Regions from separate parts of the Homo sapiens genome. Here region 2 is linked to region 1. The links are chromatin loops, found by intact Hi-C in ENCODE. Cell type or tissue: mammary epithelial cell. All regions are shown on one strand. Each heading gives the region's core, and the rest is flanking DNA. Links, peaks and the distances in the headings are about the cores only.

What was found. Hi-C counts contacts between places; a loop is a spot of excess contacts. Peaks named below come from ENCODE experiments on the same cell type or tissue, not always from the same donor. Only the 100,000 strongest peaks of a DNase experiment are listed, where the experiment ranks them.
Region 2: it touches region 1 in a loop (5-fold over the local background); 1 of 110 quality-filtered maps calls a loop at or near these places.

What each region holds. Positions count from the first base shown.
Region 1 is chr13:103,279,137-103,295,923 of GRCh38, forward strand. LOC105370338 (a long non-coding RNA gene) reads left to right here and starts at 11,833. Exons shown (of 3, transcript XR_931687.1): 1 at 11,833-11,953. In mammary epithelial cell, for the core only: no CTCF peak of the experiment used is centred there; a DNase peak (open chromatin) is centred at 8,715; H3K27ac peaks cover 1,160 bases.
Region 2 is chr13:103,213,911-103,230,697 of GRCh38, forward strand. No RefSeq gene overlaps it. Among named protein-coding and RNA genes, the nearest start is that of SLC10A2, 160 kb to the left of the region's middle. In mammary epithelial cell, for the core only: no CTCF peak of the experiment used is centred there; DNase peaks (open chromatin) are centred at 8,231 and 8,961; H3K27ac peaks cover 2,086 bases.

The sequences.
Region 1 (16,787 bases), core at 5,086-13,085:
GGCTCTGGGGTTGAGAACAGTGACAGGTGAGCTAGGAGCAGCATTGTCAGAACTATGCTTCCTGTACCCCTGCTCTTCTCCCCTGTTCCCTTCCCAAGCCACGCTTCACCTAAACAAAGCAGGTGTGACGTTAGATGGAGAGAACATTACTACATATAGAAAACCTGGCCGGGCGCGGTGGCTCACGCCTGTAATCCCAGCACTTTGGGAGGCCGAGGCGGGCGGATCACGAGGTCAGGAGATCGAGACCATCCCGGCTAAAATGGTGAAACCCCGTCTCTACTAAAAATACAAAAAATTAGCCGGGCGTAGTGGCGGGCGCCTGTAGTCCCAGCTACTTGGGAGGCTGAGGCGGGAGAATGGCGTGAACCCGGGAGGCGGAGCTTGCAGTGAGCCGAGATCCCGCCACTGCACTCCAGCCTGGGCGACAGAGCGAGACTCCGTCTCAAAAAAAAAAAAAAAAAAAAAAAAAAGAAAACCTAATTTCAGTAAACCAGGATTTCAATCCTCATTCTACCACCTCCCAGTGACGTGACTTTAAGAAATGTACTTATGATTCTGAATATCAGTTTACTCAAGTATATTCTCCAAAGTGGGAATAACCTTTGTGAATCACTGGAAGATGTGAATAAAATCATGTGGTAAGTACTTTGCATGATGTTATCATGATAAGTCCTCTGTTAACATTAATTTCCCTTCCCTTTTTAGGTTCATCTAAGCCTTTTTATCCTCAAAGAATAGGTAATTAGGACATGCTATCTTTGATGCAAACAGTTTAGAGCCATGTGTAAACTAAACAATTAAGGTGAGCAGAGACCAGGTAAGCAGACACAATGATTAGGAAACAGTAAGTTTTAGCCATCAGCCAATTGAGGAAGGAGGGGAAAGGAGAGGTTTTCAGCATGTGTGAGAATGTTCACAGTCTGTATTCCAAAGATCAAATCAGATGTGAACTGATTGGAGTGCAGTTACACAACACATGGGACACCACTGGGGTTCCTTCCCAAGACAAGGTCAAAAGAGAGGTAGGGCAGAAGCAAGATCCCAGCAAGGCAGAAAACAAATTCGAGAATTATTAAAAAAACCAAACACCACATGTTCTCACTCATAGGTGGGAACTGAACAATGAGAACACTTGGGCACAGGGTGGGGAACATCACACACTGGGGCCTGTCATGGGGTGGGGGGACAGGGGAAGGATAGCATTAGGAGATATACCTAATGTTAATGACGAGTTAATGGGTGCAGCACACCAACATGGCGCATGTATACATATGTAACAAACCTGCACATTGTGCACATGTACCCTATAACTTAAAGTATAATAATAATAATAAAAAAAGAATGGTGATGGTGAAGAGAGGAGCAGAGAGTTCATGCTCCCTCCATGATATCCAAGGATGGAATTCCGGGAACTTGAATGGGAACATCTTTATTTTCACTAATCTTCTAATTGTAATTTTGTATTTCTTTTAATAATGAAACTTAGATAACAAGCGGGATAGTATTAGCAGTAACCCCAACTTGCTCAGAAATCACATATATTACCTTAAGGTTATTGTTGGTATTACATATTATTGTTACACTCATGATTCTAAAATTATGGTAGTTACTAGATCTGACTCTAGATTTGTCCACTGGAGAATTAATGAATCACATATCATTGTTAATATTATTTTGATGACTTTACCAATATAACTGGATTCTTTGGTAAACCTAAATATCTTATTTACACACATTATTCCAAGAAAGGATCAATAGGCTTCACCAGATCTCAAAGGGTCTACAGCGAAACCTGCTTAAGAAAGCTTAAGAGGGATATAAAATAAAAGAAGGGTAACTTTCAAAATGACAGAGATTAGACCCTGTTATAGCTGATGAGGATTAAGCCTTGAGAAAGTGAAAACATAAAATTCCAGGTTAGGGGAGCAGACATTTTAAAGGAGGACTAAGAAAGACATCTCATTTACAAGTTGGTGTTGAACAAAAAGTGATAACTCTTCCTATGAGACTGAAAAGATAAGACTGATTATGGAGACAGACTCATTTTTAAGAGGCAGGTGTTAGAGTTTGAAGGAGTTCCTGCTTGATGATTTCAGATTTTCTTGATGTGGTAGAAGGTAGGTTTTCAGTAAAGACTGAGGTGTGGATTAGGGTGAAGGCTTAAGAATAGTTAAAATTTGGAGTAGTCATTGAGAAGTCGGGGAGAAGGTGCTGACTCAGGACACAAACTAGGCTTCCTGATTGCAGTCCTGTGATTGTCTCTGACTGGGTGCAGCTGCTACAGGTCACATGGAATGACTCCCAGCTCAGCTAGACCCTTTCCTCACATGCTAGGTGCCATCTGCAATCAGCGTCCTAGTTCACATATTACCTGCTCTCAGGTCCCAGCTCTCTGGCCCCAGCTCTCTCAGTAATGCGATTGGCTCCCTTTCTAGTGCTCCTGCTGGGGCATCTGTAAACCGTTGCTGCAGAAGCTTTGCCCATCCAGAGATGGCACTGCTTTGGTTCAGACTCTTCTTTGACTGCCATCTTCCTAAAGCAGCATGAAGAATGCATCACTTTCTGCTTGGCTGTAGAAATCCACATACATGGAATTGAAATTTCTCTACCATGATTGGTTAAGTTGTTGGGACTTTGTAGGGGAAAATACCAATGGCGTAATAAAGAGGGCTGTAATGAAATGATCCCCCTCCCCTATCCTTTCATTTCCAGATCCTTCTCCCTAGTGATCACATGGAGCCATGATTGCTCCCACTTGGTAGTGCCCTGAGCAGGCAGGGGTAGGATGGGTGAAGAGAACTCAGGGCTGTCTTTTGCCTATCCTAAGGCTCTAGGGCAAATTGAAAATTTGGCCCAAACAGGGATTCAGGACTGCACTTGATGCTAGTTATTGGGCCTTACCATCTCTGCAAAGTATCCAACTTCTGAGAAGGAATCTGTGTTTGATTCATTGCTCTCTTTGCTGCAGTGTCCTTCTTTTATCAGGCTCTCAACTTATATGTGTTTAATGGATAGATATGGGGCAATACAGCATAGATTATATGACATGAATTAGTATGTGTTCATATCCAACACATACAAAATGGAAATTAAAACACCCAATTAATGTGATCCATGCAGAAATTCAAACTGAAAATCAGACCTGAATACAGGTTTTTTTTAATGTCATTCAGTTTGCCTGTATTGAAAAAAATTGTTAAATCTATGAACTCTTGGTCATTTTTGTATAAAAATATATTATGACTTGTTATTTATTCTCTCCATAAAAAACTACAAATCAAAACTGTGTGCCCTAATTAAGTTTAGAGAAAAAAAGGAAAAACAGAGAAAAATGCCTTATGTGGGTTTTACCATTAAAAATGTATACTAGTACACTAAAGAAACAAAAATATTTTAGAGAGCATGGGTATATACAGATATAATTTTTAAGCCTAAAGATAAAAATAATATTTAAGAGACTTAATTTCTAACATGAGAGGATGTTGACTTTTAGACAATCTATTGGATCCTATGGAGGGGTGCTGAGAGCACGTCATGTATCATTTTTTTATGAATGCAACAGTCCGCTGGCTCTTTCCCACAGGGAGTGCCGTTCATGAGGCATGGAAGTCCTATGCAATTTCTGCAGTTTTGAAATTCCAGAGTGAATCACTGACTAGCCTCAGAGGGTTAGCTTTATTTTGGCTTGTAGTTGGTTTCTCTTTTTTTTCCACCCTGTACCTACTTCTTAGGCATAAAACCAGCTGGTGTAAGTTCCCAGGGTGCTGAATTTCCTTTAAATTGCATAAACCTGTCCCTCCTCATGCCCTAACGTCATGAATCAATGCAAAATTTTGGTTTCTATGTTACTTCTCACTTCCGAAACTGTAATCCAATTCATCACAAAAGACCACAAAGTAGATAAAACTCCACAATTTACGGCAGGCTAGAGGTAGTTCTTCCTTATCAGAGTTCAGTTTAAAAGTTTACAGTGAGCTATTCAGGGACAGATTCCAGGGAGGTGAGATGAGCTGTCACCATTACCGGCTCACTGATGGCCTGTGAACTGGAAATGAGCACAGAGTAAAGTCCTCGTCAAATTCCTGTCTTCTCTCCTTGGCTGTTCTCACGTACCGTTCTCAGAGGTAATTTAAGACCCTCCAAATGTGTAAGCCTGCCTGTATAACATAAACACTGAAGCGCCTGCCCCCTTCCTCTCAGGAAGCAATGCAAGCATTCAAAGTTCTCACCTTTTCACCACGACTGCTGCTGGCATGCCCTCAGTCAGCTCCTACAGTAGGGTGGACCCATGCGGCTGCCCCCGACAGAAAGCAAAGGACCTGTAGGAAACAGATTTCCTTCCTGAAACACATGCAGGGGCATTTTAACACAACATGACAGAAATAAAAAGGAAAGAGAGGCCCCTTCCCCATTCCTCATCAGTTACACCTGATTTTCAATGAGTTAATTCTTCACCGATGAGCTCTGAGTTTGCTCCATGGAAGCACTGTCCACCAGCACTTTATGCTGTGTTAAGAATGCCCTCCAGCTTCACTGTCCAGTCCAGTAGGCACTAGCCACATGTGGCATTGAGCATTTGAAACCTGACTAGCATGACTGAGGAAATGGATTTTAAATTTAATTTCACTTGATTTCATTTAAATTTAAATAGCTGTATGTTTGGACAGTGTAATTCTAGAGTTTAGGTTTAATTTAAGTCCATGGTGGTTTTAAAATCATACAAGCTGCAGGTGGACTATGTTGAAAACACTAACACGATATTATGTTAATTTTTGTCCAAACATGAATGTCTTTTATTTACAAGACTACACTGGTTGCCAATTGAAGGTGGTGGACTAAATGTTGGTTTTGTCTTCCCTTGTCTTTCCCCATGCTTTTTCCCCCCTTCTCCTCCAAAACACTGCAAACATAATATAGAATTAGTGATGAGGATAGATTTACAGTAGCAGAGATCACGGGAGGCAGGGCAGCAGTTACTAGATGCTGAATTTCAAATTTTTCTGAATTCTGAAAACATATGAGAACATACTGATGGAAAAAGAGGGTTAAAGAAGCTATGGGCCAGAGTGGGATAGTAGTGGAAGTTAAAGATCATTTTCTTGTAAATCTCTTGATAAAAAAAAAATGTGGCATCCAACAGTTATCAAAGATGGGAGTGAGATGGGTGGAAAATAAGGAGTTAATTCAAATGGCATCAAATGAACGTTTCCCTAGATAGAAACCTCACCACAGAACAGAGATAGGCAATTCAGAATTGATCTTTGGACAAAACCCAGAACGTGTTTATGCAAACCCTCTCCCTTAGTTGGACAAGTTTCCTGAGAATGAGGATTGCTGGTGGAAGGTGGAGAGTCCAGAATAGAAGCTTCACTGAACCAGCTCTATAAGGCCCCAGACAGGCCTGTGCTCCCTGCCTGTCCACTCAGCCTGCAAGTGCACCCACACAAACAGAACCCCCAGACTGGCTTTCATTCAAGGAGAAGCCCAGCAAGAAAACACACAAGATTTGTAATAGAGAAAATGGAGATGGACGGTTCCCAACGTGCTGAGGACTGTCAGCATGTGAAAGGAAGATAAAAAGCACAAAAAATTCAGGAGGAAGCCAAGAAAATTTGGAGATGAGTCAACATTTTGAAAAATATTATTGCTCTCATTATTTTATAAAGACTTTAATTATCCTCAGAGAAACCAAAGAAATGTCAAATATAAAGGATAAATGCAGGCTGCTATGAAATATGAACAATCAAGGACAAAGAACATATCTTAAAAATTAAAAATATGCTTGCTGAAATAAAAATAAATGTTAATAAATGAAAGATGAGTGATTATAGTTGAGTAAAAACTCCAGAAAATACAAAGCAACACATAATATCAGAGAAAGATCAAAAGCGTAGAGGAACAACATAAAAAGACCAATGTCTGATACATAGGAGTTCCAGAAAGAAAGAACAGAAAAAATGGCGAGGAGAAAATTAAATAACAAAAAATATTTCTTGGAGGTCAAGTATAACCCAAATCTTTAAATTAATATTACAAAGCAGTACTGGAAGAATGAATGAAGCATAAAATATCTTGAGAATGCCATTGTCCAAATAGGGTGAAAAGTAAAATCTGGGACGCATTGAATACCTGATGAATCCCTGACTTCTAAGCTGGGAACACTCACTTTTGAATTATTGATGTGTCGTGACCTTTGACTTGGGAAGGGTATATGTTAATGTCTGTCTAGCATGGCTCCACAGGGACCAATATTTACTAGAAAGTGTAAATACGTATTACCGATTTTTAACTTTAGTGCTTAATCTACACTCAGAGCTCACAAATTATGATTTCAAGACATAAATGTTAATCTTCATAATGTGAAAGTTTATGGTTAACTGAAGATGGGAGTGGGGAGTTGGGAAGATGGAGGTAAAAACTGCCAATAATATCCTACTTATAGGCTAAACTCTCAAGCAATAGTGCTCACCATTGCTGGAACAGCAAATAGAGTGTAAGCATATCATTTGATTTTATAAATGGAGTTACCAGAGATATAATATTGTATTATAGCTTTAAATAGTTGGAGAGAGAGAAAAAAATGATTGTGAACAGTGATCAGTGAGCTAAATTTACAGCTTCTATGCTCTGGTGTCGATAGGTAATACCTAAGTAGAAATAGTGGTCTACTATTTACATTTATGAAAATACTGACAAAAAAATACGAAACCCATTAAGAGCAATTTTGAGTCTCAGAAGTGAAGCAGAGCAAGAAAGGGTAAAATGAAGTGGGTTAAGAAAGCATTGCTCAGATTTGCCTGTATAACAAACCTGCACATGTACTCCTGAACTTAATATAAAAGTTAAAGAAAGGGAAAGTGTTGCTGTTCATTACAGGTCTTCTATTGGTTTTTCTTTAACGATGTATGCATATTACTTTGATTAAAATAAGAAAATCTGGGCACATTCAACTTTTACAGAACATTTGAAATCGTTGAATAAATTTTAACTATCTGAGAAAATAGTGGGGCTGAACTAAAAAAATCTGCAGAGGTCTTAGAGAATTTAGTCAATTAAGGCCAGGCGCGGTGGCTCATGCTTGTAATCCCAGCATTTTGGGAGGCCGAGGCGGGTGGATCATGAGGTCAGGAGATCGAGACCATCCTGGCTAACACGGGGAAACCCCGTCTCTACTGAAAATACAAAAAATTAGCCGGGCGTAGAGGCGGGTGCCTGTAGTCTCAGCTACTCGGGAGACTGAGGCAGGAGAATGGTGTGAGCCTGGGAGGCAGAGCTTGCAGTGAGCCGAGATCGCGCCACTGAACTCCAGCCTGGGCAACAGAGCGAGACTCCGTCTCAAAAAAAAAAAAAAAAAAAAAAAAAAGCATTTAGTCAATTAAAATGACCTTGATACTTGAGTATTACAAAAGATGTGTCAATAAATGAAATTATAAATGAGCAAGAAGTTTACATAAAGATAAGCAATAAAGCTTCCTTTTAATTCATGTGCTATAGGCCAGATTAATGGTTTAATTTCTGTTCACATCATTAAATTTAAAGAGTTTTACTATAAATATTTCAAGTCCTAAAAAACTCAGAGATACTGCCTTTTCAGTGGGCATGTAGGCCCATGTTTTAAATTTTTTTTAATCTAAAAAGGACTTCTCAGTTCATCACACATTTTTTGATAAGAGATGAAGGATGTATGTGAATATAACAGGTATCAGATCAAATCCCATGTGTTCTTCCGGTTGTCTCAAACAACACGTCCTAGCTATGTTGACCTAAGGAACCAGTAACAAATTTGCACCTTCAACTCTTCACCAGTTCTTGGCTTCTAGTCTGCTTAGCCATCTGCCTGGCAACCCAACTGGCTGTCCCGTTCCTGAGTGCTTCCTTTTTTCTCCAAGAGTCACTATTATCCAGACTAATGAGCCTGAAGTGCACACATTTACTACACAGTTGCAGGAGGACCATCTCTTTTCTTAGACAATGGTAATACCAGTAATAATACCTATAGGCAATTCTGAACACCCATAGGTGCTAGTTGCTTTACTAATGTATGTTATTACATTTTTTTTTTTTTTGACATGCAGTCTCGCTCTGTTGCCCAGGCTAGAGTGCAGTGGTGTGATCTTGGCTCACTGCAACCTCTGCCTTCCGGGTTCAAGCGATTCTCCTGCCTCAGCCTCCCAAGTAGCTGGGACTACAGGGGCATGCCACCACGCCTGGCTAATTTTTTTTTATTTTTAGTAGAGATGGGATTTCACTGTGTTAGCCAGGATGGTCCCCATTTCCTGACATCGTGATCCACCCGCCTTGGCCTCCCAAAGTGCTGGGATTACAGGAGTGAGCCACCATGCCCGGCTTATTAAATATGTTTAATCTGATGAAGAAACAGCATCTTTGTGTACGTAAGTGTCTTATTCAAAGTCACATCATTGATCACAGTTAGGTCTAAGGTTTGAATCCAGAAATCCTGGATGTAGGTCAGATATTTTCTCTAATACATCATAGCTCCCTTTCTGGTTCTTTCCAAGGCATCTAAATCTGTGAATAATCATTCATTTCTATGTATTTGTCATTATATGCATGAAGGAGAGATACTTGCAATTTTTTTGTATCTTAGTCACAAGATCAGAATTATTTTAGGATATTGAGCCAAGTCATACTACAAAGAATAAACAATTCACATTTTTAATTTTGTACAGGTAGGCAGTTTGATGCAATGGAAATTCATGGCTTTGAGTCACAGAGGTCTTTCCTTGTGGTTTTGAGAAAACCACTTAACTTATCTGAACCTCAATATCCTGACTTCTAAAATAGAAATAAACAGGTCAGTATGAGAATTACTCAAGAACATGGCTGTCAAATGCATGTCATTTATGAACATAAGCATTGACTTCCTTCTTATCTACATCCCATCCCATGTGCCCTAGTGGGTCATTCTTGTCTTCTGAAAGTAAAGGGATCTATTTCTCGTACACTTAATATGCATTCCACCTTGGGCTATTATGCTTTTATTTATTTCTTCCTGTTCTTTGTCCAGTTTCCTGTATAGTTAAAATGGTTCGAGCTGCTTTCTCCTTTATTGTTTCTTCCATGCTGTAATGCTGGGTGGGGCCTGAGTTGGGCCTATAGCCCAAGGAAAATCCAGCCTGCTCGCCTGCTCATCTCCTTCAACTCCCATATCTAAGACAGGTCTTTGTGTTCTCTCAGCAGCCCGTGGTGACATGAGTGAGTGCCTCTGTACACGCTGCACTGTCTCTCTGGTTATCATCTGACAGTCAGCCTTCCCATCGCTCTTCCTGTCTTTACAGTTCTAGTGAACGGAAACTTGTTAACCTTGACAGTGCCTCTCTTGCAGCATTAGCCATCCTGAGAGCGTCCTTCAGTTTCTGTGTGCTGGTTCTGCCCAGGAATCAAACAAGCCCATACCCAAATCAACATTTTAACATTAAATTAGAACATTTTAAGCAGTGCATTTCTTTTACAAATACAGTGAGTGTCTTCTTCCTAGAGGCCAGTCACTTTTTGCCTGTATAATTTTTCATGCCAAATTCAAAAGTTTTGAATATTGTATTACAGTGGTATTTCTTGAATGGCAATATCTCAAAGTGAGATTATTCCTGAAGGACCCATATTATTTCCTGTAATAGCATGGCGATGGGGAGGCCTAAATAAATGTGTTAGCAGCAGCATATTCTCAGACCACCCTGAGCATGCAGTGAAGTGAAAAAATCTAGAGTCCACCCACAAGATCACTCCTAAACAAAACATCCGGAAGGTTACCTGAGCAGCTAACATTCATTCATAGTTCAACATATTCTTATTAAGTGACTACTGTGTGCTAGACATTCTTCTAGGCACTGGGGAACATCAGTGAACAAAACAGATAAACTCTCTGCTCTCACATTCTAGAGGAGGAGACAAAGGAGCAAATAAACAATATATGATATATAGTGGTAATTGCTAGAAAGAAAAGGAAGGGAAGAGGAAGTACATTAGTTTTCTAGGGCTGCTATAACAAATTGACGCAAACTTGGTGGCTTAAAACAGAAATTTATTTTCTCACAGTTCTGGGGGCCCAGAGTCCCAAATCAAGATGTCAACAAAGATTAATGCACCCACAACCCACTGATTTTCCACAAAGATTTTAAGAACACACGTTGGGGAAAAGACAGTCTCCTCAATAAATGGTGCTGGAAAATTGAATATCCACAATGCAGAAGAATAAGACTAGATCCCTAACTCACTGTTTACAAAAATTAACTCAAAATAGATTTAAGACTTAAATGTAAAAGATGAAACTACTAGAAGGAAATATAAGGGAAACACTTCATGACATTGGACTGGGTAAGAATTTTTTCAAAATAACACCTCAAAAGCACAGGCAATGAAAGCAAAAACAGGCAAATAAGATTATATCAAACTAAAAAGCTTTAGAACAGCAGAGAAAACTATTAACAGAGTCAAGAGACAACCTACAGAATGAGAGAAAATATTTACAAACTGTATATCTGACAAGGGGATAATATCCAAAATATACAATGAACTTAACAGCAAAAATACAAATAAACCAATTAAAAAGTAGGCAAAAGAGCTTAATAGACATTTCTTAAGAAATACAAATGGCCAAAAGCTATATGAAAAAATGTTTAATATCACTCATCAGGGAAATGCAAATCAAAACCACAATGAAATACCACCTCACTCAGAGTGGCTGTTATCAAAAAGAAAACAAGTGTTGGCAAGGATGTGGAGAAAAGAGAAGACTTACACACTCCTGGTAATGACTACAGCCATTCTGGAAAGCAGATGGAGGTTTGTCAAAAAATCAAAATAGAACTACCATATGATCCAGCAATCCCACTACTGGGTATATGTCCAAAAGAAAAATCAGAATCTCAAAGAGATATTGTCATTCCAGTGTTTATTGCAGCACTGTTCACAATAGCCAAGATATGGAATCAATCTAAGTGTCCAACAATAGATGAATGGATACAGACAATGTGGTATAGACACACAATGCAATACTATTCAGCCATAAGAAAGAACAAAATCCCATTGTTTGTACAACATGAATGTACCTGGGAACCTGGAGGACGTGTTAAGTGAAATAAGTCAGACACAAAATGATAAATAGCACATGATCTTATTTGTGGAATAATTTTTAAAAGGTTGATATCATAGAAGTGGAGAGTAGCACAGTGGTTACTAGAGACTGTGACTGGGAGGGAGGAGGAGATAATGGGAAGAGGATGGTTAATGGGTATAAAGTTACAATTACCTAGGAAGAGTAATTTTGGTGTTCTATCATAACCATAACCACAGTGGGTAACTATGGTTAACAGTCAAATATTATCTATTACAAATTAGCTAGAAGGGAAGCTTTTAAACAATCTCACCTCAAAGAAATGATAAATGCATGAGGTTATGGAAACATGACCCTGATTAGATCATTATGCAACATACATATGTATTAAAACGTACTCTATAAATATGTACAATTATGTCAATTAAAAATTAGAAAAAATATAAAAATAAAGATGTCAAGAGAGCCACGGTCCAGCCGAAGTCTGGAAGAGAGACTCCTTTTTTGCAGCCTCCCCTATCTAGTGGCTCCAGGCAGTCCTTGGCTTGTGACTACATAACTCTAATCTTTGCCTGGTCTTTGCACAGATTTCTTCTCCTGTCTCTTATGAGGACATTTGTCGTTGAATTTAGGGCCCACTTAGTTGATCCGGGATGATCTCATTTCAACATAATTATTTTTGTGAGTACCCTATTTCCAAATAAGGCCACACAAGCCATTTCCCTCTGTTTTACACTGCAGCGTTAACAAAAAGAACCCCGGGTGAGGAAGAAAGAGTCTACCTTATTTGGAACAAGGATCTTTGCAAATACACTTAATTAAGGATGCCTGGATATGGATGCATCTTTTGAAGGTCCAATATGCAACCCGTGACAGGTAGGGAGGTCAGAGTGGTGGAGCCCCAGATACTTTTAAACGGAATAATTGGGGGAAATCTGTCTGAAGAGTTCATGTACGAACACAAACATTAATTGGGGCGCTAACTCACATGCATAGCTTAAGAATGAGCACTCCAGTGGAAGAAACGGTGGGACCTTATGGTATGAAATGGACATGAGCTTGGCCTTTCTAAAAATCGCAAGGCAAAGTGAAGTCATTGAGGGGAAAGAGATGAGGGTAGAGAAGTACCTAATGGTTAGAGCATGAAGGTTTGGCAGCCCTTGTGTGGCCATGCACTGGAATGGCACAAGAATGACAGGCATGCCCATGAACTCAGCATTCCAGGTGTTCCCTGGTGCCATTTTCTGACTGAGATCACTGACTTGATATTTTCTGTCAAGAGACGCTCAAGGAGCAGCTCCTGCTCCTGGCTTCAGGAATGTTCTCTGCACTTTCTTGTCTACACTGTTTTCCTCTGTTCCATTAATTATCTGGTTGAGGGAGGAAGCAGGAACTCTTCTTTTTTCTGCTTGTCCCTTTCAGTTCACCTCTGCTGGCCTGGATCCAAATATGCTCACCAAACTGCTTCCAGTTTTCTAAGATCTTTCCTCATTTTGAGATCAGATTATCTTTACTTCTCAAGTGCAGCTGGGTCTTTTAAAGAGATGATTGTTCATTTGTCATAAATTTCAAATTTTTTGGTAACTACTAGTTATGGGGAAAGGCAGTGCTAGCTTTCAAGTCTCCCTGCTTATTTTTATGGTTTCTTAAGTAGAATGCCACTTTCATTTCTGTAACTTCCACATGTAACCACAGTGAGATTCTGGGGACTGAGCTGCATTGCTTACTCTAATATACATGGAGAATTTCAAAGACCAAAGAGTCAATCACTTGGCCTTGTGGGAGTGCTAGGAGTTGAAAGACTGTCCAGACCACACAAGCTGTTTCCCTCTGTTTTCCACTACAGGGTTAACAAAAAGGATTTACGTTGGGTGAGGAAGGAGGAGTCTGCTGGGTGATAGTCTGTCACTCAAACACCCACAGCTCCCATGAGCATAGAAGGAAGAGATGAGAAAATGTAATCTTCACCACCTGTTTGATATGTTAAGTGGAGTTGCTTTATTTTGTAGTTTCAAAATGTACCTATCCTAATTAAAATCACCCTGGGTATTAGATTAACTTGAAATAAATAATCGAAGTTGATTTATGTTTTTCTAATCAACTATGTACAGGAATAAGTGAATATTACCCTACCCCCACACCCTGCAACAACACCCTTTTTCTCTGGGCTTGGCCTGAAACCTGAGCCCTCAGATGCATTTATAACCCAGGACACTGGAAGTGAGTAGAATTAAATGCTTTATTTTTGGACTTGCACTTAGCTTTTCCTTTTTCTAAGAATACAGATGAAAATATAAAAATTATCAGCTCAACATAAATCTTCGCCTCCTAAGCCTTCAACAAAGGCAATAAAACAATTTTTTCTTTAATATATAATAGAATATTTTCAAGGAAAGGATGTTCAAAGGTGACTTTCTAAGAAAAAATATGCTCCCATTAATGACTGCTATGATCTTTGGAAACATTTTATGAAAATGTGTGTAGATTGCATATGTTTATCCAGGAGAACTATATCTATCCTTGGTCCTCTTATGATCAAGCCATCCAGCTATGGTCCCTTTTCATGACAGCAAAATTAAGCCTATGTCGTGGTGTCTCCCTGTTTTGCAACTAGGAATAAGGACTTTTGCATGTCAGATAGACTGCAGTTTATAGACAAAGAGTCACAAAACATTCTTGGAGCCACATGGGTAAAAACAGCCCTTGGGAATCTTATATTTAAAGTGGTATTGCACAAAAGTAAAACAACAGGTTATTTGATTTAGACACTGTTCTCCAAGTCAAACTTCAATACTCTATCACTTTTTATTCTACATGAGAAGAGAACTGAGCCATTTCAAAGTTTAAATACAGACTATGTAATTGTTTTCTTGATTTTTCCTATGAAAAAGAGAACTGAATACATTTTCTTCCTGAAACAAAGATGGGGACCTCAAGTGTAACTCTGAAAATGTAACAGGGGCAAATTGCAGCCACTGATAATTAGGAGACAACAATCCCTCCCCAGCCTGGCAGCCCACCCTGGCCCCAGCCTGCATAATTTAGAAGTAATGAACATTTCAGCTGGTGCAGGGAACATTCTCATCCACTAAGCAGCAGGGGAGAGGATTTGAAATTTTGCACACGATTTTATGGTGGAATTTAACAAGTCAAAGCATTAATTGGAAGGAAATATACAATTGTTCTCCAGAAGTGTCACGGGGCAGTTCTATCATTTGGTCCCTCTCACATGAAGGGAGGTCATTGTAAAAACAAGGTAAAACAAATTAGAATAAAAGAACAACAATAACAAAACAGCATAATCTTTATGCAACTGATGTTATTATCCTTTTAACTGCTGAAGCATGTTTTGGATTAAAAACGTGTATTTTTTTGAAAGAATCCACAGGTTGGTAAACATAATTTAGCAGATTCCTCTGCAAAGCCTTAAAAGGTCATTGAGAATCCCCAAATCATGATAGATTGCTGGACAGTTTGCCTTCAATGCTAGTCTGAAAGGCCTCTAACATTCTCCATCTGTTCAGTGCACACTTGAAAAGAGTCTGGAAGCCCAAACAGTAGTATGAAGTTACCTGTGATGACGCTTTCTTGTGATGGCTATTTAATTTTAACTGTGCTGTTTGGAGACCAAAAAAATGATTTTCATAAATATTTAATAGACTTTTTTTCCAAGCTGAGATACCTACACACACACACACACACACACACACACACACACAGAGAGACACACACCCATGACAGTTGGCGAGTAAAATCTATTTTCAATTCTATTTGGAATTCAGCTGAACTGTCGGGTATACTTTGGTCTGATGTACACAGGCACACTGAGATGGGAAATTTGAAGCTGTAATGGGATACATGGGTTTTTGAGCTGAAAACTTTTTAGGCAGCAGTGGTTTACTGGCATAGTCTTTAAAAACACCAATGGAAAGAAAATGAAAACGTGTTCTAAGGTGTGTAATTACCAAGAATGTACCACATATATTTGAACAATCACTGCTTATAGGCTCAGGTGCCATTATGTTGAAGACTTTAACAGCCTGCAGTTTAGACTTTTATTTTCATACTTTAATTGCATGGTTTTTTGCAGCTGTAAGACACTTTGAATTGCATGTTTTTCCTATTTGGGAATGCACTAAGGATGGGTAACTTAAGTACAAATAGCTTTAGATTCCTCTGGCAACAGGATCTTGCCTTACCTTCTTTAAATTCTTGAGCATGAATAGAAATCAAAGATCCAGACATGTTGACTAGAAGAGAAGCTTGCTCAGGAAGGAGGCCAAATTGACTAGAGTCTTCTCACTATTTACTCTAGTACTAGATTAATAGGCAACATGGCAGCTAAATATCAAGCAAGATTCTCCAAGTTCCACAGATGCTGAAAGAATTTATTTTGAATCACTGGAAGCTTGAAACACATGACTACAGGACTTTAAATGAAGGCTATGTGGGGAAATATACCTAGGTAGAGAAAAGCTTTGATTTTGCCTATGATCAATAATCTTTCAGTTTCCTAGTAACAAAATACAGTGTCTCTTTTCTGTATCTTTTGGCTCATGAAAAAATGTTTGCTTGTGAGAGGATGACATTTTATAGGAATGTTAATAAATTAACATTGCACAAATATTGGACTACTGTCAGAGCCATTGCTGTCAAGAGTTACAGTTTCTAGAAGATTGTAAGATCATTGCTTGTAAATTCACTCTTCCAGTAGAAAATAAAGGACTAGAAAATATTTATACATATTTGCTATAACATAAATTACTCAAGTGTGTATTACTGTGGGACTCTTACAAAGAAAAGAATCTGGAGAAATTGGGCCTAGAGCGCTATAATGAAGAAAGTTAGCCTTTTCTTGTTGTTTTTTAGTTGGATTTAGAAAATCTTAAACAGGGAGTAGTTTTTTAGTTGTTGTGTTTTAGTGATGGATGAAAATGTAAGGTTTTTTGAAAGTAAGTTAAACATATATATCAGAAAAAATGAGAAGTTATACATGATTAATAAAATGAGGTTAGAAGATATCTAATAAACCAGAGGAAAAAGTGTGGTTAGATACCCGTATGCATTATTACTGTCATTAGTGAGCGAATTAGTCAGTGGATTGGCTGGAAATCAAACTTGAATTAACTTAGGCAAATATTTTTGGGGGAAGTGTTGGCTAGCAGAATTAAAAACACGTAGCAGAGTCTCAGTCTCCAGTGACAATAGGGTCATGAGCACCCTGAGGATTCAATCTCTGGCTCTCATTTGGCTTCTTTCTGCATGATGGCTTTTCTCAGATTTAGCCTCTTCTGTGGTGAACAGAAACAGAAATGCCTGACATTTCCCAATGTTATCACCAGATAGAATGGAACTCCTAATTTTTGTTTCTAAATTCAAAAGTCACAGAGAAGGGTTGATTGGCTGGGACTGAATTGAGTGCATATTCCTGAACCAACCAATTCTTACCTGGGAATGGGTTCTTTTATAAGACCAGACTGGCCAATAGCCTGTCCCTAGATTAGGCCCTGTGGCTGGGGATGAGAAAATTTAAGAAAGAAGACAACTCCCAATCCAAACTCATGGTTAAAGATGGGGAAAATTATATGGCTGAGAAGAAGTGAGTGCTGTTTAGAGCAGATGAAATAGTAGGCATTTACTACTTTCACTTCGCATATGTTGAGAACTTTCTCTGAGACTAGCAGACTTAATTTTGATACAGAATTTATTC
Region 2 (16,787 bases), core at 5,482-13,481, 65 kb before region 1:
TTTAGGCCATCTGAAGGTTAAAATGTGTTCTTATTGTTTTAATTTCCTTCTTTTTTATTGCTAGTGAATTTGAGCATGTTTTTATATTCTTTAGCCACTGTTATTTTTTCTTTTTGTATTGTTTCTTTAGTCTGCTTTTCCAATTTTTCATATTAATTTGGATTAAGATCCATATTCACGTTGTAATTATAAATCACTTGCTTTTTATGTATATCGCAGATTTTGCCCCCCAGTTTGTACAACTATATGTGTTGTATTTACTATTAAGAAGAAACATCAAATTTTGAATACATACAAAACTATTAAGGTCCACATAAGGATTTATCTTAATAATTAAATGTAAAATGGTAGAAGAGAGTATGAGTGCTTAGCCTGCTGAATTTGGAGATGGAATAAAAGGCACAAAGATTGAAGAGAAGCACTGATCAACACGCCCATGGAGTAGGTGGTTAAGCCAAGACGAGGAAGCATGTGAGGTATATGGATGTTGAGACCACTACTGTGGTCTTCAGTACTTGTGTCTTTCAGCTGGATTTGTATGTTTTGTGCTCAGTAGCGCCTATTTGATGGCATAAACAAGAGAAAGCTGGGAAAATTGCTTATGAAGCAATGTAAATTCTTTGTTATCTTGACATCATTCCCCTCTTTACCATTTATATCTGAGCTAATTTGTATTGTAGTGACAGACTGTACATTCAGCAACATGGATGGATTTTAAAAACATAGTGCTGAGATGAAAAGGTAAACAGCAGGGAATTTTTTTGTACAATATTACTTATGTAAATTAAAAACAAACAGAACACTACATATCTTACAAGGACACACACATATTGGAGGATCTATCTCAAACACATTATTAGAGGAGGTAGATGTCTATTGGGAGGGAGAGGAATTGAGATGAAGACACAGAAAAGAGAACACAAACAGAGCTAGACAAGAAAGGAGAAATCTAGCAACAATTGCTGAACATAATGCACCGCGTACGAGGGAGCGTAATTAACGCAACTGCTCTGAGAACAGCAGCAAAATATGTCTGTTTATGATAAAGTACCAAAAACAGAAGTTTACATACAATGTGGCTAACTCACTCGTCACCTGCTTGTGTAGCGATTATCACTAATCAGATTTTTCTAGTCCATTCAAATCAGTTCAAGATTTCATTGTCGTCCATATGCTAAACTCCGTGCTTGAAATTCCAATGAAGGGCTTTAAAATTTAAAATTTCTGGGATGTGGTTTCCTTCAGTGTGAGATTCAGGGCCCAATGATGGTGTCTGCTTCTGAAGACATGGGTCAACTGAGGCATGTGTGTGCTCTCCCTGAGAGCAAGAATACTTTCTTTCCTGAGGTGTGTGGCAGCCCATCACGCAGACCCCCGGTATCTTTCCAGGCTGCTGTCCCACTCAACAATGTTAGGATTACAGGACACCTACAGTGTCCTCCCTGAGATCCCAGTGCCTTTGTGTATTTGGGAATTTCTGTGACTGCAGGTAGAGGATCATCAGAGCTGTGCACACGTTTGTCATGGGTGGGGAGGGAACAGCTGTCACTCCCTCAATCACTAGGCTTCTGTTTATTCTCGGGTTCCTTAGGGATCTCTTCTCTATTTTCTATCTTTTCTTCCTTTAGGCCCTATATGCACTCATTTCCCTCATCCTAAAATGCCTCCTCTTCACCACACCTCGCTGTTCAAGCAATGCCTTCTTTCTTCTCATGATGAAACTTACGAAATTCTCTCCAAACGTCTCAATTTAGGATTCCTCCCCTCAAGGATACAAGAGAGGAGCTGACTTTATCCACTGCAATATCTCTAATGTCTTTAACAGTATGTGGCATGCAGTAGGTGATCAGTAAATATGTGTGGAATCACTGAGAATGAATGAATGAATGAATTGCTAGAAGCCACTCTTTCAACTGCTCTCATCCACTCTCTGGCATATCACAAACTTTTCTTCCTAAATGTATTGATGCTGCCTTATTTGATAAAGTGGACTTTTTATTTGGCAAAATGTATGCCACTGTTTTTTGGCTACACTAATAATTGTTTTCTGTAACATTTGATCCAATATTTTCTCTCTCATTTCTTAAACACCCGCTTTTCCTTGGGCTTCCAGAGCACCAGCCTAACCTGACCCCTCTAATAGGATTCCGACAATCGTTTTTGCTCCCCTTCTTTGGATCAGCTTCCTTCACTGATGCTTTAAATATTAATGATCCCTTTTTCTCGTCACCCATTCTTCAGGCTGTTGACTTTGCGGGTGCCTCATAAATATACAACAGCGGCCTCTCTCTGAAATGGCAGATCTATATTTCCAAAAATTTGTATGACATTTCTTTGCTTGAATATTTCACAGCGACTTCAATATTAGCACTTTCTAAATTATACAGACAGCCTCCCCTCCAGCTAAATTTCTTGTCCTTTCTCCTGAATTCACTCAGGCTAGGATCTCACTGTGCACCCAGCTTCCCACTCTGGCTGTGCTCCTCCTCGTTGACTCCTTCGGCTCCTCCATCCCTTTCCGTCAATCATCCATCAAGACCTTCCATTGGACGTAAGGACTGTCCCTTAGGTCTGTCCCTTACTATCCATTTTTACTGTTATCTCTGCACAGTGTTTCAGCATTTTCTGTCTAAATTTTCTTGGTATCACTGCTAACATCTCCCTAAGATGCAAATAGGATCCCCCATCACGAACCTCAATTTTCTTCAGATTGCTGCATTACAAAACAGACTGAAATATTTGGGCCCATCCCCATTCTCCAAACTAATTTCCCATCTTTTCTCAATGAATTTTATTTTTTGTGCCATCTTGTCCCTTAGAAAGTTTTGTCTAGAACTCTTCATTGGCTAATACTCCATGATCAAGAAGGGTCTCTTCTAACTAACAAAGGCTTAAAGTTGTAAGATTTTCCCTCAAGAGAAAACGTTTCTGCCTTCATCATTCTCCTCCTATTTCAAGTCTCGCCTTTGAGAAGAAGGGCCTGGCATTTTCACTTCAAACAATATCCTGCCTTATACATATGAGGTATTCACCATCCAATCATTCTATCCCCCGACCCATCTATCCACCCATATCTATCATAAATCCTATAAGGTTGAATGCCAAATGGGGAAATTTTAATATACAAAATAAGTAATTTTATACTACATCAAAATCTACAAAGTTTTACCTGAAAGATTTTAAATATAGTATTTCTTACATGTTATTTTTGGAAGTATTGTTTTAATCCAACTCATTTCTTGAGTGCCTAGGTTTCTTGGACCTAAAATAATTTTCATAGTTGGAAGACACAGCAGCTATACAGTCAGAACTTATCAGTTTGGAGCCAGGGGTATTTATCCCCTCTGGCAATGCTGCGCACGCGGGAATCCTCAGAGCCCTAAGCTCAGCGACACCTCAATGCCAGTGGGGACATCCCAACAGTCATGTTAACAGAGTTTAATGCATTTGAAGTCATGCTCTGTGCTTTTTAGAAAAATCCATAAAATGGGAAGTTTACTCACACTGCCTCTCCATATGTGAAAACATGTCAGACACCCCACCCCATCCTGATGGTTGAATGTTCTACGTTCATACAGCTAAAGAATGAGGCAGGAAACAAACTTAACCTCCAATGAGGGGCTTCTGCCTTTATGTACTTTTCTTTGAGATATCATTGTGTAAGCAATAAAGCTGGGAGCACTGATTTAAAAACTGAAATATTAGGTTTTCACACATCATATGTTTTACAATAACAATTTTCCTGAGGTGGACCTAAGCTTAGCATCTTCATGGACGCTAATAGCAAATAGATTTATTTAAAAAAATTTAACATTTGCATAAGTAGCTTAAGGAAAAGAGTGTAGTAGGGGTTTTTTTTGTTTGTTTGTTTTGAGTCATGAGTATCTCAAAACGTGGGCATTTCATCCTGTAGCTTTTTACACTAGCTAAGTGGATTGAAGGAATATTCTTTTTTTTTGTAAAATAACAAACAAATCACACCTAATGTTTTTCAAAAAACGAAATGAATGAAATAGATTTACTTTTTATAGTAGAAATATTGAAAAATTTAAATGACTATTAGATGAAGGCATTACCTTAATCTCAGAAAAAATGATATTCAGTTTCACTTTGCACTGTTTATGTCTCTCTCTGAGCATCGCCATAGGGCCATCACTTAGGTTTTGAATTCTGCTGTGAAATAGTGGGCAAAATCTTCCCAGATACTTATGTCTTTTCCAGAGTTGTCTTTGGGGATTCTCTATAGCCACAGCTACCACAATGTGAGGCAACAGGGATTCAGGAAGAAGGCTTTGATCAGTGCCACCCATTTACCCAAACCCGGAAACACACAGTCCAAGCCATGTGTAGCCAGCAGGGTGCTGTTAATTACTCTTATTACCTTAATAACTAGAGAACCCTGGAATAATACATTTTTTACTTGTGAATTAAAAATGGCAATGCATTGGCTGTGATGCTGTCAGAATGAAATCTGCATTACCAAAATTCTGTGAGTCAGAAGATTAATTATATTTGTACAATCTTTTTGTGTTAGTAATAAATTGTAAAAGTACATGGAGTCTTACTTAGGAAGTAATTTTGAGTTATTATCTCAAATGGAATGCTGCTAATTTTGTTGGTCCAGTCAATGTACTGATTGCAGTACTTCTTCTGCTTTATTTTTCAGAGACGGAGTCATATTAAAATCTTTTGGAAATAGAACCAAACATTGTTTAACTGTTAGGTTAACCTTCACTGAGTCAATTATATTCCTAATGAATAAATCCATTGCATTATATTTGATTTGACTTTATAAAAACAGTATCAGAGCTAATAGACAATATAATGGAGGGGTTTCAAGAACTACTTTAGAGGGTTTTTTGGTCCCCCCTCCCCCTTTTTCTTTGTTTCAGAATTAGAGTTAGGCTTAGTTTCCACATAGTCTCATTCAAGTGCTGGGCCAGGACTGGACAGCCCCTGGTTATTAAAGAGTAGGTTCTCACTCCAGCAATTGGCCAAACTCTACTGCAGCAGTATCAATTGTAGGTGTATTATTGTATTCATTTTACTAAAGGGCATGTCACTTTTTCTTCCTCAAGGAATTTTTAGCAAGTGGTTAAAAATAACCTTTAAGAAAGGTTATATTACTGCTGAGGCCTAGCCAAACCTTTTGGATGGAAATCTGCATCCATCATACTCAGATCTGTCAAAGTAAGTCTGGTGGGCAGCTCAGTAGACACGAGGTTGAATTCAAATGTCACTGCGCCATGTTTCGTGAAAAACTGGCTGGCTGAGGTGACCTTTGCGTGCCAACGTTCCATTTTGTAGTTTGAAAGGGAAAAAGAAGCTAGCCTACAAAATTGTGCAGTATTAGGACCAAACCTGAAAGCAAAGACAGATTCAAATTTTAATTGTGAAATTGTCAGCTGTGGTCAAAGATGAACATGAATTGAATCACTTCTTACATTTTCATTCAATCTTAACCTGAAGTATTCTTTCAGGCCTGAATAAAATACACTGTTGGAAAAGAAGGTGTGAGTTTAGCAATTATAAAAAATCTATTTAGGTAATTCTCCATTAAACAATTGTTTCTTTAAAATATACTTTATATTCTATATTTTTGAACTGTGCCTACTAAGGTGGCAAAAGCAGCTAACCCTGGAGAACATCAAAAAGTTAACAATTAGTTATTAACAACTAGTGATTATGAAGAACATTCACTTGGGTGTAAAAGAAACCACTGTATAGAGAAATTTAATAAAAATTACTCGAAGACTACCAGTTGTATTTCTATATGGCCACAAAAAGAAAAAAAAAAACAAAGAGCTGAACCAGTTCTCATAGTACCAGTAGAAATCAAGGTAGTACTCTTATTCAATGAATGTTTATTTTGCATATTGTGCATAGCTATAAGTGGACACAAAGCAATATAATTAACCAGTGACATTCTATTTAGATAAACTAAAACTTCTTTGCAATAGGTGTCCACAGAGAATAGCAGTTGTCATTTCATTCAGCTTTCTTAAATGCCAACGACATTTAGATAAACAAATGTTGGATGATTTTGCTCCTACTTTCACGTTCCCCTTACTAATCGGCCTTTTAGAGCGTATGCTGGAGACATATGGGCCAGTTGAGCTTTTCCTAATTGTGGAGAGCAAGTCATTGCCTCCATGACTGTCTTATTGCATTCTGGGTGACATCTTGCTTGGCGGAGCCAAAAATAGAGCACTCACATATTCTTCCAAGATGTCTTCATGCTTATTCTTTTCCTTTTCCTCTTACACCCTTTTTCTGGGTCAGTTACTCTCTTGGTTTAAAATACCACCTCTATCTTATGATTCCCAAGATAATATCTTCAGTGACAGCACTCTTGTCTAAAGATTGTGACATTCATCTATCACCTGCATGTCTCCACCACAACGTGTCATAGGACACTCAAATGAATTCTCTCTCCTCCAGAAAACTTGATCTTCTTTCATTGTTTTTTTAATTTCAGTACAATTTTAGGTAACAAAGGAACATTTGGGAAGGAAGATATATTTTATGGTAAATAAGAAATGTGTGTTGACCACTTTAGATATATAATTCCTCTTTTCCCCAAATCTCTTACATTTAAAAACTGGGGTTCGTTGAGACTACATCTTCCCCTTCAGCTTGCTGATTTTACCTTTAGAAGCTTTTAATAGTAGAATAAATACGGAAAGTTGTACATTAATTAATGATTGTTGAGACTCAAATAATTTAATTGAATTCACATTACTTGATGTGCATGTAAGAATGGACTATTTAATACTCACCCAAAAATTAACTTGATAAAAATGGATTAAAACAAAATAATTAGTGGAATACAAAGAACTGTTATAGAACAAAGATCAACAAAACATGCCTTGTGGGTAAAATCCTTTCTGGTCTATATATATATATATATATATATATATATATATATATATATTTATATATATATATAAATTTATATATATATATAAATATATATATATAAATATATATATATATATTTATATATATAAATTTTAACAGCCTGCAAGCTAAGAATAATTTTTACACTTTTTTTTTTTTTTTGTCAGCGCGGGAGGGAACAGAGTCTTGCTGTGTCGCCCAGGCTGGAGTGCAGTGGCGTGATCTCTCCTCGCTGCAACCTCAGCCTCCCGGGTTCAAGCAATTCTCCTGCCTCAGCCTCCAGAGTAGCTGGGATTACAGGCGTACACCACCATGCCCAGCTAATTTTTTTTTTTTTTTTTTTTTTTTTTGAGATGGAGTCTCGCTTTGTTGCCCAGGATAGTGCGCAGTGGCGCAATCTCGGCTCACTACAAGCTCCGCCTTCCAGGTTCACGCCATTCTCTTGCCTCAGCCTCCCTAGTAGCTGGGACTACAGGCGCCTACCACTACACCCAGCTAATTTTTTTGTATTTTTAGTAGAGACGGGGTTTCACCGTGTTAGCTAGGATGGTCTCAATCTCCTGAACTCATGATCCGCCCGCCTCGGCCTCCCAAAGTGCTGGGATTACAGGCGTGAGCCACCGTGCCCGGCCTTTTTTGTGTTTTTTTTAGTAGACACCGGGATTCACCATGTTGACCAGGCTGGTCTCCAACTCCTGACCTTGTGATCCCCCTGCGTCGACCTCCCACAGTGCTGGGATTACCGGCGTGAGCCACTGCGCCTGGTCAATTTTTACACCTTTTAAGGGTTATAGAGCTCAGGCATGAATGCATGCACACACACACACACACACACACACACACACATAAACACAAGCATATTTAACAGGGATAATATGTGATATGGCCTACAAAGACTAAAATATTTATCGTCTCACTTTTCACAGTAAAGTTTGCTGTCCTGTTGCGGTGGAATAAGTAGCTAAATTTCCCAATATGAGTTGTTACCTGATACTTTATTACCAAGTTTTATAAACAATTTAGAAAGTTGATTTTATTATTTTTTAGTTTTAGTTTTTTTGAGATGGAGTTTTGCTCTTTTTTGCCCAGGCTGGAGTGCAATGGTGCCATCTCAGCTCATTGCAACCTCTGCCTCCCGGGTTCAAGTGATCCTTCTGCCTCAGCCTCCCAGGTAGCTGAGATTACAGGCATGTGCCACCATGCCTGGCTAATTTTGTATTTTTAATAGAGACAGGATTTCACCATGTTGGCCAGGCTGGTCTCAAGCTCCTGACCTCAGGTGATCTGACTTCAGGTGATCTCAGCCTGACCTCAGGTGATCTGACAGCCTCGGCATCCCAAAGTGCTGGGATCACAGGCATGAGTCACTGTACCTGACATAGAAAGTTGATTTTAAAAGTTCTTATGCAGGGGTGGGAAGTAGTATACATAAAATAAAGCCTTCTCAAATACTTTATTTCGTTTGTTTCTAAATAATAACTATAGTAATAATATTTTTATACCTAATCTTCTAATTTAGTGAGATAAGTTTGTAGTAAATGAATTATATTGAGACTATATTCTAGATACAGCTTTAAAAACTGGAAGGAGAAAATGAGGGAAAGATATTTAAGGTACCTAAGGAATTTCAAAATGAATTATATCCTACAATGATCAATTTCAAAGTGAACAAAATTTTATTAGGTATCAGTTTAAAGGCATTATGAGTATGCTTTGGGATACCAACACTAATTAGTGTATTGATTGATTTACTAAATCAGTGTGCATTTAATGAGCATGTACTTTGTGACAAGGATTGTTCGAAGCGCTTAGTGGCAAAGATGTAAGGTACACATAAAATGCTTGTGAAAAAATGAGATAAATGCTCTGAGAGAGACATGCATTAGGAGCAACAGCAGGAAAAATAGGAAAGATCAGCTTTGCCAGATGGTGGAGTTTCCACACAGGATGCTGCCTATGCTGGCTCTTACAGAATTGGTAGGAATGAACCAGGTGGACCTGTGTGGGGAACGCAGAAGAACACTGGTGAGGAAATAGTGTGAATAGCCTAGGCAAAGAGACAAGTGTGTGAATCAGCACACTGGATTGAAAACCACATGTACGTTTGGCATAGATGTATGCATGATGCAGTGTGGCACATGTCAGGGCGTGAAGCTGAGGTTCCTGACCACAGAGGGCTCTCTGTGCCATGGAAAGGGTTTGGTGTTTATCCTGGAAGATACAACGGTATTGTTGGCCATTGTGAATTGAGGCAGTGATATGAAAATTGCATGAAAAATTTGGTGGAAGAGAAAAAGATGAATTAAAAGGAGCAATGTGAAATAAGTTGGGAGCTATTGTAAGAGCAGAGGCAAGAAAAAAGAAGCTAGACTGACACACTCATAATAGACCTTGAGAAGAGCAGTGGGACTGGAGGTATATGGAGGGTAATATTAATGGGACCTAATCAATTTGATTTGGGTGTTGAGGGGAAAGCACCTAGGATGATCCTCAGGTGTGTAGCTTACAGACTGTGGGATGTAGAAACAGAGATCCTATTGGTTGTTTCTCTGGAGAGCTCTTTTGAATACTCCAGTTCACACAGGTGCCCACTGTCCCTGCTCTTCTTGCTTTCATTTCACTCATCCCCCTTCCCTGGCCTTACAGGCAGACTCCTAGGTCCTCATTTGGACCCATGTCTCTGAGTCAGGCCTTGGAATTTTCCTTCTGGGCTCCAAACACTTACAGCTGTGGATAAAAGATACTCCTGTATCTAGCTAAACCCTGTCCACCCTTTCTGCCTGGTGGACAGTACCAATCTTTTACAGGCAGCAGGGAAGACAGTCCATAAAGGAGGCCTAAAAGAAGTAGAAAGACAGGTAGGATAAGAAACGGAAAAGTTTCCAAGACCCAAGGCCAGCCATGCCTGGAACTCCCACTGGGATCAGGACTCCGGGGACCAGGCTGTGGTGTTGGACATGCCCTGCTTGTGGTGAAGACCTGACTTGACTTCCAAGTGCTCGACTTAGAGATGACTGTACAGGGCATCAGATCCTTTCAGTTTACCCCCAGGTAACTGACTTGCTGACCGGTAACATTCCATGTTGCCAAATGTACCCTTTCTCCATGAAGTTAATGTCTAAGACAACCCAGTCTGTTCCGAGAATTCTGGTTGTCTTTATTCAATTCTAACTGTATACATAGCATAGGAACAAAACACAGTGTCTGATGTAACAAAAATCACATAAATATTTTCAATAGTGTGTTTCCTCTTAAGATCTCACGGTTGTCCATATGGCTAAATATATTCATCTCCACGGAGCTCCTTGAGGTAAACAAGGTAGTGTGCATATAAAGGGCTAAGATTTTACTAGTACCTGCACAAATTACCAGGTAGTAGTTTTCATGTGAAAACAACAACAATAAAATACTGTATGGTATTTCCCCCCTTATCTGCACGGAATGTGTTCCAAGGCCCCCCACTGGGTGACTGAAACCACAGCTAGTGCCAAATCGTATGCATACTATATTTTTCCTATTCTTATCTATGATGAAGTTTAATTTATAAATTAAGCACAGTAAGAGATTAACAATAGCTAAAATAGAACAATTAGAACAATAAACTATAACGAAGTTATACAAATATAGCTTCTCTCTAAATATGGTACTGTATTCACCCTTCTTGTTGTGATGGAGATAGGAATGGCACTGGGTGGTCACAGGAGGATGGAAAAACCCAAATAACAGCTAAAACAGGAGCAAGATAAAGAAATCACAGGATAACAGAAAATTCAAAATGAGCGAGAGAAAAGGGCGAAAGCTCCCATCAGGGTGACATGTCCATGACTCTTCAGGCAAACCCAAGTGAGAGAGAAAGGGGGCGGTAACCATAGTTCCCTCAATCCCCTCTTTTCCAGAACACTTAATCATTATTCCACCCTCTAAAGAAACACCCATAAAATTAGAAACCCAAAGTCTGTTGGGCACCACTTTCTCGCCAGCATGCCTGCACTTCTCTCTTAAGTGTGAACTTCCCCTTTGTGATAAAAGCTTCTTGCCTTTCACTTCATTCTGATTCATCCCTGAATTCTTTTTCATGATGGTGTCCAGAACCTGGTCGCTGGCTGGGGCTGGGGTATCCCTGGCATCTGGAGAGCCTCGTGAGCCCTCTGGCAGCCTGTTGATGTGAGATGGTGCAATGCCCATGTGATGAGAGGAAGCCAGGTGAATGACGCAGGCAGTGGGCTACCAGTGACCTTCCCTCTTCCTGAATCCATGTAACCATCCCTCACTTGCAGTCAAAGGCATCACTGCTTTCAGGGAATTTCCTGCTGAAATCTTCTTTCAGGTTCAATGCTTTTCAGTGCAACATGTTGCTGTCAATTGAAGCACGTTTTCTGTTTGTCCACAAGTTGAATGCCTTTTCCATCTTAAGCACTTAGCACACACCCTGGCCAAAACTTTTCCAGGTTGAGGTGCTACAGCAAAACTAGCACAAACTTCTTTTTCCTTCCTCACAACTTCATAGTTAGAAGATTCATTCTTACTGTAGACCTTAGCAAACTCAGCCCACAATTTTTGTTTCTTAAGTCAAGAACTCCCAACTTTTCACTTGAATGGAGCACTTTACAGCTTCTTTGGCATCTCCAAATTGCCAGCATCACTACTCTTCTGCTTTGGGGCCATTATGAGGTAAAATAAGAGTGACTTGAACACAAGCAGCATGAAGCCTCATCAGCTGATCTCATCACTCAGATGGCTATTAAGGGACTCATGGGCAGGGGTATGTGTTGTGTGGAGACACTGGAGGAAGGGTAGAGTCACATCCTAGGTAGGATGCAGCAGGGCAGAGCGAGATTTCATTACACTTACTCAGTACAATCACAACTTAATGTTTATGAATGGCTTGTTTCTGGATTATTCCATTTAATATTTTTGAGCCGTGGTTGACAGTTGGTAACAGAAACCATGGCAAGTGAAACCATGGACAAGGGGGGACTACTATACTCCAGAGCCCTAATATATAAACCATATAAAACAGGGCTGCTCAGAGGGAGAGAGTTGGAATGAAGGAGCCTCCTGAGCCATACCTCTGTGATGACCTCCTATCCCTAAGGCAGCCTAGGAGGAAGCCTCCTGGGCCCTTGATCCCCGGGGAACATAGGATGAAAGTTGCTGCACTGGTTTCTGAAGATATGTATTTCAGCCATTGAATACTTCTGAGAACTGGAATATTGAGTCATGTCACTGCCTAAGAGTGAGCATGTTTCTTTCTCTTCCAGAGTTGCAGTAGTGAGTTGACACATGGTCAGTATTGAAGAATACCTAAATAATTAGGTATTCTGGAAAAGGAGGGGATGATGGAGACCGTGGTTACTGCCACCTTTCTCTTTCACTTGCGTTTGTCTGAAGAGTCATGGACATGTCACCTTAACTGAAGTGCTGGCCATTTTCTCTCCCTTATTTTGGGTTTTCTGTTATTCTGTGATTTCTTTGCCTAGTTCTTGTTTTAGCTGTTTGGGTTTTTCCATCCTCCTGCCACCACCCAGTGCCATTCCTTTCTCAATCACAAGAAGAAGAAGGGTGAGTACAGTACAATAAGATGTTTAGAGAGAGAAGCCATATTCGTTCTGTAAACAAATTCTCACCTTCAAGGTGTGAACACTTCTGGGAAGAGAAGAGCAAGTCCAATGCTCTTGGCAGCCTGAACTCATCTTCAGGGCTTCTCTGCCGCTTAATGGGTGACAGATGAGCGTCTCTGTTTTTCATGCTTCCCATTAGCCTTTCTGTATCATTTGAGTCTAGAACCTGCTGGGCTGGGGAGGGATGGAATCTTCTCCTTACTGGGCTCCGTTTATGAGCACACTGACATTCAGAGTCCTGAGGTCCTATTACTGACTCTTCTATCAGATAGAGAGACAGCATTTAGAAACAGTGCTTTCCATTTAAGTGGAAACACAAATTTAAAAGAAATACCCCAGATGCTTCTGTCTAGTGCACGGATGCTTTGCTGTCCTGATATTTTCTACATGGCTCTCGAACAGATCCAAAGTAATAGGCACATCTTTCCTTATAAATCACGATACCATTTTTCTGTAGAACAGGAGAGAAAGGCAGAACTCTCTCCGCCACTCTTGGGATGACACTCAATGAGGCTTCACAGAGTAAAGCCATATGGGGCAACATGACTTTGTCAGCTGTGACTTTGCAGGCAGAGCCAGAGATTATTTTTATTGGAAGGCAATCAATTCCAAATACTATCAATACAGCCTTCTCCCAGCCTCTTTTCAAGCTTTCATTATTATTGCACAGCAGCCTCAACAATTGTATTTGTCAGTGTGGTAGGGAGAACTATGCAACCTGTTGGTGGACTCAGCAAATTGGGGTTTGTCTTGTGAATACTGATGTCTTCAAAAGCTCTCTCCTGGCAGCTTGGGAAGAGCTTGCCATTCAGAATGACATTTCATTCTGTTTATTGTGATTATTTTTTTGCCGTAGAGTTTTAAAAGCGTAATTGCTTTTGTAGTCTGAGGAAGAAAGGGGCACAAAGCTACATTTAGAGATGTATATAATTGTTAAGCAGGTTTGAGAGGTTAAGAATAGTGAGCTTTTTTTAAAAGGCATAGTACATCATAGATTTGTGAATTTGTTTATTACAAACCTTTGGGCTTACACTAATGTAGATAATAAAACCTGAATTTAAAGTGGTTTCAAAGATAATGGAAAGAGAGCAAGGAAACCAGGGTGCTGTTCAACTGATTGCAGGAGACATTGGAGAGCCTGGATCTAACTATTTGGGCATATGTGACAAATTCATAGGGACAAGTGGAATAATACAATAGAGTTGATGGTTCATTTATGTTAAATAGTAATAGGCATATATAGCTGTTATGGTGTCTAATAAACTAATAGAATATACAAACATACATTAAAATAAAAATGTTATATGCAGGGTGCAAAAAATGTGTTTAATACAAGCCAGGGCTTATTTCAGATGATTTTTCTTATAGCAATGAAAAGATGTGGAAACAGTAGCAGGATCTATTCATTTATTTCCTTATTCAGTAATTTATTCTGAAATGTTTATTTTTCTTCTAGTGTATGCAAGACACTGTTCTAGACACCCAGGGAATAACTGAGCAAGAAGCCTTGTTTTATGGAGGTTATAACCTACTGAAGGAGGCAAACAATAAGCAAGCTGATAAATATCATTATATAATTACATTTCAGATAGTAATATTTTCCATGAAAATAAGAAAGAGAAATTAGAGAGTGACCAGGTGACAATATTTGAGTATGAGAAAATGACAATATATGAGAGGAAAATCAGAGGAACGAGACCTCTGAGTGAGTTCAGGAAAATTAGACCCAAGGAATAAGAGGAGGTTTGGCTCTCTACAGGGGCACATAGATGTCATTCATTACAATGGAAGGGGAACTTTTGGAGTGTTTCAGCTGAGGTCAGCCACTGAGTGTGCCTATTAGATATGTAAATGTATCCATGTCATGAAAAATGATTCTAAGAGGCAGATAGTGTAGTGTTTAAACTTATACAGATTCCGGAGCCAGAATGCTTGGGTTCAGGAAGCTCAGGTTGCCTGTCTGTAAAATGAAGATAATAATACCTATCTCATTAAATTGTTTTAAGGATTAAATGATGAATAGTTATAAAGCCCTAGAACATTGTCTAGCATATACCAAGCACCTAATACATGTTGTATAATTTTAATGGTAGCATTATTGATATTACCAAGAAGTTTTGGAGCTGACCCAGTGAGATGACTTTTGTGCAGACATAAAATTGTCCATTCTTAACACACAAATGTCAAGTTAGAGCCCATAAAAAATTAAAATCCATATTGTGTCTTCCAAAATTACTCTACAGTTGAGTCTTGTAGGGAAATAGTTTGAAAAACATCAACTCTTCATTTGCCAATATGTAAGAGTACCTTTGCTGCAATGGGGGGGACTTTGGACTGCTGAATGGAGAACAATTCTCAGCTGCATTGACATGTTAACAAATCAAAGTTACCCAAGACTAACATTTTGTCACCTTCTTTTCTATGAATTTTAAGTTGTATTTTTTTCACATGATGGGCCTTTTCTCTTGCAGAATCTGTTTCATCCTTGAATCTGTGATCAGAGAAAACATAGTTCACAGCAGTTGTATTTTGTTTCTTCATTTCCTTATGTTCCAATGCTATGTAAGACTTGTGCATTTCTCTTGTTAAACTATCTTATGTTAATTGAATTCTTAGACTCAGCTAAGACCCTAAAGGTTGGGATACACATTCACTTTGGAGCCCGTGGGTAGAATCCTGAGAGATATGACAAAACCCAGCAGAAAGTAGAAATTCTTATCAAGGTGAGCTCCCTTAGATCTGTATCTGTAATGTCTAGTTGAGAGAGGAAGATATTTCTTTGTCCCTTCTTATTTTTTTTTTCTAAATGTGGATTGGTAGAAAAGAAAAGCATTTGTAATAATTTGTTCTTTGAATTGTGACTTTTGTAAATTTGGTTTTGAGTGCTCATTGACTATTGACCCACAGCCTCCCAGAAATAGTTCTTGGTTTTTTGTTTGGTTGTTGATTTCTGTCTTTTGCATTATTCATCCTAAGGAGAATTTATCTTAATTTTCTCAACTTTTATTGCCTCGTTAGTAATGAAGGTCTTTTCTCTCTTAGGAGAGTACTTTACTCTCTCTGTGGGAGAAGTTTTGGATCTTGAGAGGGACTCTTTTGTACCCTCTTGAGGACACCTCTTCCATTGTTAAGCCATAGAAGGCTTACTGGTTTTGAATTGAAATTGAAGTAGGTATACCTTCGGAGATTTGGAATTTTGTACCTAAAAGTATTTTTTTTTTTAAGAGCTCACATTCTAAACAACTGGCCTATTGGAACCTATGAGAAGAATTGACTTTAAAAAAAGTTTAATACTTTCAGGAATGGTTGCTGTTTCTTCTGGCTAAAACCTAATAATAAGATATTTGAAAAGAATTTGTTTTTCAGAGACCTCTGGTTAGAAGTCAGCTGATATCTAGGCTGTAATTTTTTTTTTAGCACTCTCTGTTTCTGTATTGGTTCCTGCTTCTCCCATGGGAGCTTCTCAGTTAACTAAAACACTTTTTTTTCAAATTCGGATGAACCATATGCCCTGCTTCCTCTGACCACTTTTCTTATTGGCATAGTTTTTGACATTTGAAAATTGAGCAAATGAAAAATCTTAAATGTCTTTCATACTAATATTAGTAAAATGCTTTATTTAAATTGGTTCAGAGATAAATGAGCATACCTAAAGCTTCTACAAATGTGATAATTAAATACATTTCAAGTTCATGGGACTTGGGGAGATCTTTGATAAATAAGCTGTTTTTAAATTATTGATAAAAATAAAATAGAATGTCTTCAGATTTGTCTGCATACTTTTTTTAACCTGGGTTTGCTGGTCAGATGGGTTTATATATGTCTCTATTATATTTTTAAGATCATAAAACTATAAATTCAATCTGAGGAGAATGCACCAAGAAAATAAATTTGCTTTACTTTTTAGGTTTTTTATTAGAAATTAAGATTACTAAGAGTTAAAAATTCTTATTAATATATGTAATTTTGTATGCAAATTATACAAGAAAAATCTGTTTTTCTTATAATAGGATACAATTGGTTATATTAACAAGGTTTTGAATGAGATGTTATACTACATTTAAATTGTCTGTAGGTACTACAAGCAGAATCTAAAGTCAGCCTTGGTTTGTCTTTCTGCCCTTGAGAGATTTTAAGTCTCATATTCCTATGTAGTCAGTTAACATCTTTGATACACTTATATAAAAAATAAGGCCAAATCTGATGAAGCTAAACTTGTTATAAACAAGTTGGGCTTACTTTGATTATCTTTGGTAAAAATAGGAG